Regions from separate parts of the Homo sapiens genome. Here region 2 is linked to region 1. The links are chromatin contacts, found by Hi-C or POLR2A ChIA-PET in ENCODE. All regions are on one chromosome and are shown on one strand. The core of a region is the stretch at or near the end of the contact, and the rest is flanking DNA. Distances in the headings are between cores, read along the strand shown. Region 1 has its middle 140 kb from the start of ZFP64. Region 2 overlaps ATP9A (ATPase phospholipid transporting 9A (putative)).

Region 1 (3,710 bases), core at 578-3,077:
CCTCAGCCTCCCGAGTAGCTGGGATTACAGGCATGCGCCACCACGCCCGGCTATTTTTGTATTTTTTTAGTAGAGACGAGGTTTCACCATGTTGGTCAGGCAGGTCTGGAACTCCCGACCTCAGGTGATCCGCCCACCTCAGCCTCCCAAAGTTCTGGGATTACAGGCTTGAGCCACCGCGCCCGGCCACACTTTTGCTTCCGTGTGGACTTTTTGTTCAAATCAGTTCTGAATTGAACATTCATAACCAGAGGAGCCTCTGTACTTTATGTTAATACTCTAGACACATAATAACTCATAAATACATACATCAGCTAAGGTGCTTTATTAGGCAAAGTTTTTAGCCCAGAAAACAAAGTCATTCTGGTCAAATCCCATTTTTCTTTTTGGTAATCACCATCACCTGTGGCAAATGCTTCAGGCCAATGTTTCCATTCAGTCTCAGACCTCCATCTTTTTTATTGATAATATTTCCACCCAGGAAAGAAGCACATCTTCCAATTACTTGCACAAAGGCAAAGAGTGAAAAGCCATGGATATTCCTAAAGAAGAAAGTCTCAATCTCCTTACAAATAGAGGCAAAGTAAAAAAGGAAGAAGAGGAGAAAGAGGAGGAGGAAGGAGGAGGAAGGGGAGAAGCAGAAGGAGAAGAGGAAGAAGGGAAAAAAGTATAAGGAGGAAGAGAAGGAAAAGAAGATAAAGGAGAAGGAAGATAAGAAGAAGAATTGGAGGAGGAAGATTTATTTATTTTTGAGACGGAGTCTCACACTGTCGTCCAGGCTGGAGTGCAGTGGCATGATCTCCACTCACTGCAACCTCTGCCTCCTGGGTTCAAGCGATTCTCCTGCCTCAGCTTCCCAGGTAGCTGGGATTAGAGGCATGCGCCACCATGCCCAGCTAATTTTTTGTATTTTTCCTAGAGACGGGGTTTCACCATGTTGGCCAGGCTGGTCTCGAACTCCTGACCTCGTGATCCGCCTGCCTCAGCCTCCCAAAGTGCTGGGATTATAGGCGTGAGCCACCATGCCCAGCCAGGAGGAGGAAGATTAAAAGAGGAGGCCGGGCATGGTGGCTCACGCCTGTAATCCCAGTACTATGGGAGGCTGAGGTGGGTGGATCACTTGAGGTCAGGAGTTCGAGACTGGCCTGGCCAACATGGTGAAACCCTGTCTCTACTAAAAATACAAAAATTACCCCAGCATGGTGGCACTCGCCTGTAATCCCAGCTACTTGGGAGGCTGAGTCAGGAGAATCGCTTGAACCCGGGAGGCTGAGGTTGGAAGGAGCCAAGATCACACCACTGCACTCCAGCCTGGGCAAGAGAATAAGACTTCGTCTCAAAAAAAAGAAAAAAAAAAAAAGAGGGAAGAGGAATTAGAAGAAGAAGAAAAGGAGGGAAAAGGAGGAGGGGAAGAGGGGAGAAGAAAAAGGAGTGGTAGTGGGAGGAGCTGAGAAAGGAGCAGAGGAGGGTGGGTGAAGGAGTAGGAGAAGGGCTCTGACCCCTACTGAGTTCTTATCAGTCTCCTCGACCTTAATTGCCTCCCTCCCTTTTGGCTTTTACCAGTTACACCAGTTACTGCGCTTTCTTTCATGGTGAAAAGAAGGACCAGAGTTGCTGTCACCACCTCCTTTTCAGAGTGAGCCTTCTAAGAGCTGAGGCCGAGTGAGCCTTCTAAGAGCTGAGGCCTTTGGCTCTCTCTCCTGTAGCACACTGGCCAGGCCCTGGAGCTCAGGCTGTCGCTGATCACACCCAGCTCTTGAGAGCAAACTGACCACCCTCTCCAAGGGACCCACCTGGAAACTTCTGCGATCCATTCTATTCGTTCAGACTGTAGGCTGAGAGTCCCTTTAAACTGCACTGGGCTGCTATCTCTTAGCATGTATGATTTGAGTGTTCCTTTAAGTGCTCTACAAAAGCCAGAAAGCAGGCAGGGGAAATCCTAGGTCTAAGAAATTAGGAAAGCTTTCTATTTTTGTTGGGTAAGTTTGATTCTGCAAATCATTTTATAAAAATACACTGAGAAAGTAGTCTAGCACACTTGCTACATTTTTAACATTCCTAAAGTTGCCCACAGTACTTAAAAAAAAAAAAAACGGTTTGTGTCACTTTCAATTGGGGCTAAAAGATCTTTTTGTTTGTTTTCTTGTCTTTAAAAATACTGATACCTGCATCTAATTTCTTGCCAAAAAATACGAATAAAAATACTGATTCAATAAGGAGGGCTGGGGTCTTTTTTCCAGATTAGATTTTAATTTTAAACTCAGGTCCACTATTCTGACGCGCCAGGACAAATAACTGTATGTGAGCCTATAAATTAACTTCCCTTAATTCCATCACTGATGAATTTTCATGTCGATAAGCCCCCCAAAAAGGAGGGAGGAGGGTCCCCTGTAACCAAACATAAGTCAGTTTACAAAGGAGTTCGGGGGACTTGGGGACACTGACTCCTCTTCAGAATTGCCTAAAGAGACTGGCCATTGACAATTTAAATCTTCAGTGCTTTATCTCTTTGTTTGAGTCTTGGAATGCCATTGATACCTTCTTTGTATTTATAATTGTTTTAATTAGCTACCCAGCGGGGGCCTCTCTCCCAGCTTGGATTATGGGCTGCACAGCGGGACAGGACAACCCAGTTAAAATAAAGCACAGACATTATGGCTCGCTTAATTTCTTTTATCTGTGTCCATTTTTTTTTCTCTTATTCCCCCTCATTTTCATCCTCTTTTTTCTTTTTTTCTTTTTTCTCCCCCTTGTTGTCTGTGGAAGGCAGGGGCAAAAAGCCTTGACACCTTGAATGGCTTAGCTTTTGAAGAATCAAAGTATGGAAAAAACTCAACCATGGATATTTATCAGCAGTTCACATCTCAGCGGAAAAAAGAAATATCGCCGATGTGCTTGTCCACTGCGTTTGATAACATTTCATAAGCCTCAAACGCGATCATATCTTGAGCGATTATGCTGACATGTACGTCGGTTGCCTGACTTTTGTGGGTGGAGTGAGGGGAAAGTTTGCAAAAAAGCTTCTCTCCGCGGCCCCTGTGTTATTTGTTCTTACTGACCACATCCTTCTTTTGTGGGTGGAAATCTGGAGGATCAATTATGATGCAGATCTGATACTATTTCCATTTGTGGGAGCGGTGTGGCCCGGGCGTTTGGACTTTGGGAAATTCTTGCATTGTTAAAATGGGTTTTCCCCCCACTTTGAACTCAGTGATGCTACTGGTGTGATCACACACACAAAAAAACTGCCTGGCCAGAGCTTTTTCTAAGAACATACAGAAATGCAGGGCTTGTTTGTAGCTTCAAAGAATAGCCAGGATTTCTCTTTTTTTGTGAATCTCTAACTACCTGTCTGGAAGCTAAAGCAGGGCGGGGGTTTGGGTGAAAACAGTCATTATTTTAAAAAGTAATCCTCCTACACTATGATGCAAATAATGGAGTTTTAATTTTTTTCTAATAATACCCCCAAAGAACTTATTTGCATTTGAAAAGAAATGATAGTTCAAATTATCAGTATAGGAAAAGCTTTGAACTGTCTTCTATAATTCAGTGCACTTATAAGTATTAAATGTTATAGAGCCCAAATTTATTCTGGAAATTTTCAACAGTAAGCATTGAATCTATCCCCCATCAAACAACCTGACAAAGGGCAGAGGAGATTATTTTGAGTTTGTATGTAAATATTCAGGGCGAGGTGGCTCATTCCTGTA
Region 2 (3,710 bases), core at 638-3,137, 320 kb after region 1:
TTTTTAAAAATTATTTTTTATTTTATTTTTTGAGATGGGGTTTCACTTTTTATTTTTTGAGGTGGGGGACTCATTGTCACCCAGGCGAGAGTGCAGTGACATGATCTTGGCTCACTACTATCTCCGCCTCCTGGGCTCAATTGATCCTCCCACTTCAGCCTCCTGAGTAGCTGGGACTACGGGTGCATGCCACCACTCTTGGCTAATATTTGTATTTTTTGTAGTGATGGGGTTTTACCATGTTGCCATGGCTGGTCTCGAACTCTTGAGCTCAAGCCATTTGCCAACCTCGCCCTCCCAAAGTGCTGGGATTACAGGCATGTACCACCACGTCTGGACATGCTGTGGACGTAACTTTTTTTTTTTTTGAGATGGAGTTTTGCTCTGTCACCCAGGCTGGAGTGTAGTGGCGCGATCTCAGCTCACTGCAACGTCTGCCTCTTGTGTTCAAGCGATTCTCTTGCCTCAACCTCCTGAGTAGCCTATAGGTGCCTGGCTAATTTTTTGTATTTTTGTAGAGACGGGGTTTCACCTTGTTGGGCAGGATGGTCTTGATATCCTTACCTCGTGATCCGCCTGCCTCAGCCTCCCAAAGTGCTGGGATTACAGGTGTGAGCCTCTGCGCCTGGCTGGACATAACTTTTTATTTCTTTTTGCACTCAACCTTATAGCATAAGCATTTTCCGCAAAAACCTCCTCCTAAACAACAGAGCAAGGCTCCGTCTCAAAAAAAAAAAAAAAAAAAAAAAAAAAGAAATAACACAGTCTGGACGCAGTGGCTTAGGTCTGTAATCCCAACACTTTGGGAGGCTGAAGTGGGAGGATCGCTTGAGCCCAGGAGTTCAAGGCCAGCCTGGGCAACATAGGGAGACCCTGTCTCTACAAATAGCAAAAAATTTAGCTGGGCATGGTGGTGCATGCTTGTGGTTTCAGCTACTTGGGAGGCTGTGACAGGAGGATCGCCTGAGCCCAGGAATTCGAGGCTGCAGTGAGCTACGATCACGCCACTGGACTCCAGGCTGGGTGACAGAGCGAGACCTGGTCTCAAAAAACAAAACCAAACCCCAAAACACACATAACATAGTTGATGCCCCTGTGTGCCCCTCCATGTTAGATTTTACCCCTTCCCCAGGAAGTAACTACTCTTCTGAATTTGGTATTTACAATTTCCATGTATATCATTATTTACTCTTTCTTTTACAAATGATACTTTTATTACCCATGTATGTTTTTCTAAACAACATATGGAAGTGTTTAAGCTCTATGTGAAAAGTATAGTGTAAATTGTATTATAAAGCAGGATTTTTTTTTTTTTTTTTTTTTTTTTTTGAGACAGAGTTTCGCTCTTGTTGCCCAGGTTGGAGTGCAATGGTGCGATCTTGGCTCACTGCAACTTCCTCCTCCCGGGTTCAAGCAATTCTCCTGCTTCAGCCTCCTGAGTAGCTGGGATTATAGGTGCCTGCCACCACGCCTGGCTAATTTTTGTAGTTTTAGTAGAGACAGGGTTTCGCCATGTTGGTCAGGCTGGTCTCGAATCCTGACCTCAGGTGATCCGCTCGCCTCGGCCTCCCAAAGTTCTGGGATTATAGGCGTGAACCACCACGCCTGGCTGCAGGAATGTTTTTAGATGTTATTCATTTCCCACCAAATGTTCCAGATCTCATCAGACAAGCCCTGAATGTCTTTCTCTGTTGTCTCCCTCCATTCCAGGTGCTGTTCAACCAGTTCAAATACTTTTTCAACCTCTATTTCTTACTTCTTGCCTGCTCTCAGTTTGTTCCCGAAATGAGACTTGGTGCACTCTATACCTACTGGGTTCCCCTGGTAAGTTAATCGGCATTGTTTGTTCAGTAACCTTAGAGGTTTGGAAACAGAAAGTTCTTTGTTTCTCTCACTTAGGCATCTGGAATGGGATGGTGGCCTTGTAAGGGAAAGGATGCCCTTAGGCCAATACATTGGGAGTCTCTGAGACTTTAACGTTGAAGCTCCATTTCATATACCGCCTGGATCAAACTATAGCAAAGCCTGTGCCGTTCATTTATTCATTTAGCTGTTGGGTCTTGCATTATCTCAACAAGGATTTATTGTATGTTTATTGTATATGGCACAAGTCTAGACTCTGGGAACACAGAGGTAAATGAGAAAGACAAATCCCCTGTCCTCATGGATTATATCACAGGTTGAGCATCCCAAATCCAAAATCTCAAATGGTCTAAAATCTGGCCAGGCACGGTGGCTCATGCCTGTAGTCCTAGCACTTTGGGAGGCCGAGGTGGGAGGATTACCTGAGGCCAGGAGTTTGAGACCAGCCTGGGCAACATGGTGAAACCCATCTCTACTAAAAATATAAAAATTAGTGGGGTGTGGTGGGACGTGCCTGTAGTCCCAACTACTTGTGAGGCTGAGGCAGGAGAATCGCTTGAACCTGAGAGGCAGAGGTTGCAGTAAGTTGACATCACGCCACTGCACTCCAGCCTGGGTGATGGAGAGAGACCTGTCTCAAAACAAAAACAAAAACAAACAAAAAAATTCCAAATAAATAAATGTAAAATCTAAAACTTTTGAGCACTAACATGGGACTCAAACGAAATGCTCACTGGAGCATTTTGGATTTCAGATTTTTGGATTTGAGATGCTTAACTGGTAAGGATGGCACAGATGTCCCCCAATCTGGAAACATCTGCAATCTCAAACACTTCGGCTCCCAAGCATTCTGCATCAGGGATGCTCACCTTGTATTTGAATTGTTTCCTGGGATCACATTTTCTTTTTAACCAATGTAGAGTATTTGAGTGTGAGGGGTTGGAAAAGTAGCAGAATCTATGCTTTTGTGCATGCGATGTGTAGCAGAACCGAGTAGCCCCTCTGTTCCTTCCCTCGCCTCCTTTTCTTTCTCCATTGATTTGGCAGATGGTGGTTGAGCACCTGCTGTGTGCCAGGCCCTGTGCTGGGTTCTGGGGGTGCAGCAATGAACAGAGTAGACAAATATTTCTGCCCTGTGGGGCTGACATTCAGAAGGGATAGACAATAAACCAGTAAATGAAATTGTTACAAATTGTGAAAAGTGCTCTGAAGGTAACAGAATAAGGTCGTAGGACAGATGGGGTATCCCAGATACATTTAGTATTTTTTACATGAATGAAGGTGAAGGGTAGGAGATGTGAAGGGGCAGCCTTAGCCTGTGTGGCTGTGAAAGGCCTCCTGAGGAGTGATGGGAAGGAGACTATTCCAGGGGGCAGTGATGCAAAGGCCCTGCAGCAGGCATGTGCTTAGAGCATTTGAGAAACAGAAAGAGGTCCAATGTAACTGAGCTATGGAGAGGGCAGAATAGATACCCTTTTTTCTCCAAACTGAGGTATTATGAAATGCAGTTGCTGTTTATATTCTCAACAAGTGGGACCCAGGGGGGGAACGCTTGGATTCTCTGTTCATAAATCTCATTAACGTTTTTATTTTTATTTATTTATTTTTGAGATGGAGTTTCGCTCTTATTGCCCAGGTTGGAGTGCAGTGGCGCAATTTCAGCTCACCACAACCTCTGCCTCCTGGGTCCAAGCGATTCTTCTGCCTCAGCCTCCCGAGTAGCTGGGATTACAGGTGCCCGCCACTGTGCCCAGCTAATTTTTTGTATTTTTAGTAGAGATGGGTTTCACTCTGTTGGCCAGGCTGGTCTCAAACGACTGACCTCAGGCGATCCACCCACCTCGGCC

The links. Hi-C counts contacts between places; a loop is a spot of excess contacts on that map. ChIA-PET counts read pairs that join two places held with the same protein, here RNA polymerase II (POLR2A). Pooled maps may share reads with other maps.
Region 2: a loop to region 1 is called in a map of sciatic nerve, with 4 times the contacts of the local background. The contact joins two enhancer-like sites. A Hi-C loop is called at or near these places in 1 of 168 maps with a recorded cell type or tissue (sciatic nerve) and 5 of 50 pooled maps. POLR2A ChIA-PET finds 5 or more read pairs at or near these places in 1 of 52 experiments (AG04449).

What each region holds. Positions count from the first base shown.
Region 1 is chr20:52,047,393-52,051,102 of GRCh38, reverse strand. No RefSeq gene overlaps it. Among named protein-coding and RNA genes, the nearest start is that of ZFP64, 140 kb to the left of the region's middle. RefSeq lists enhancers at 1,175-1,692, 1,693-2,211, 2,212-2,729, 2,730-3,249. Within about 2 kb of position 1,827, at least 3 of the 41 ENCODE cell types and tissues checked have a DNase peak (open chromatin) inside an H3K27ac peak, as active enhancers do.
Region 2 is chr20:51,723,933-51,727,642 of GRCh38, reverse strand. ATP9A (ATPase phospholipid transporting 9A (putative)) reads left to right here. Exons shown (of 28, transcript NM_006045.3): 3 at 1,711-1,824. Among named protein-coding and RNA genes, the nearest start is that of ATP9A, 43 kb to the left of the region's middle. Within about 2 kb of position 1,887, at least 2 of the 41 ENCODE cell types and tissues checked have a DNase peak (open chromatin) inside an H3K27ac peak, as active enhancers do.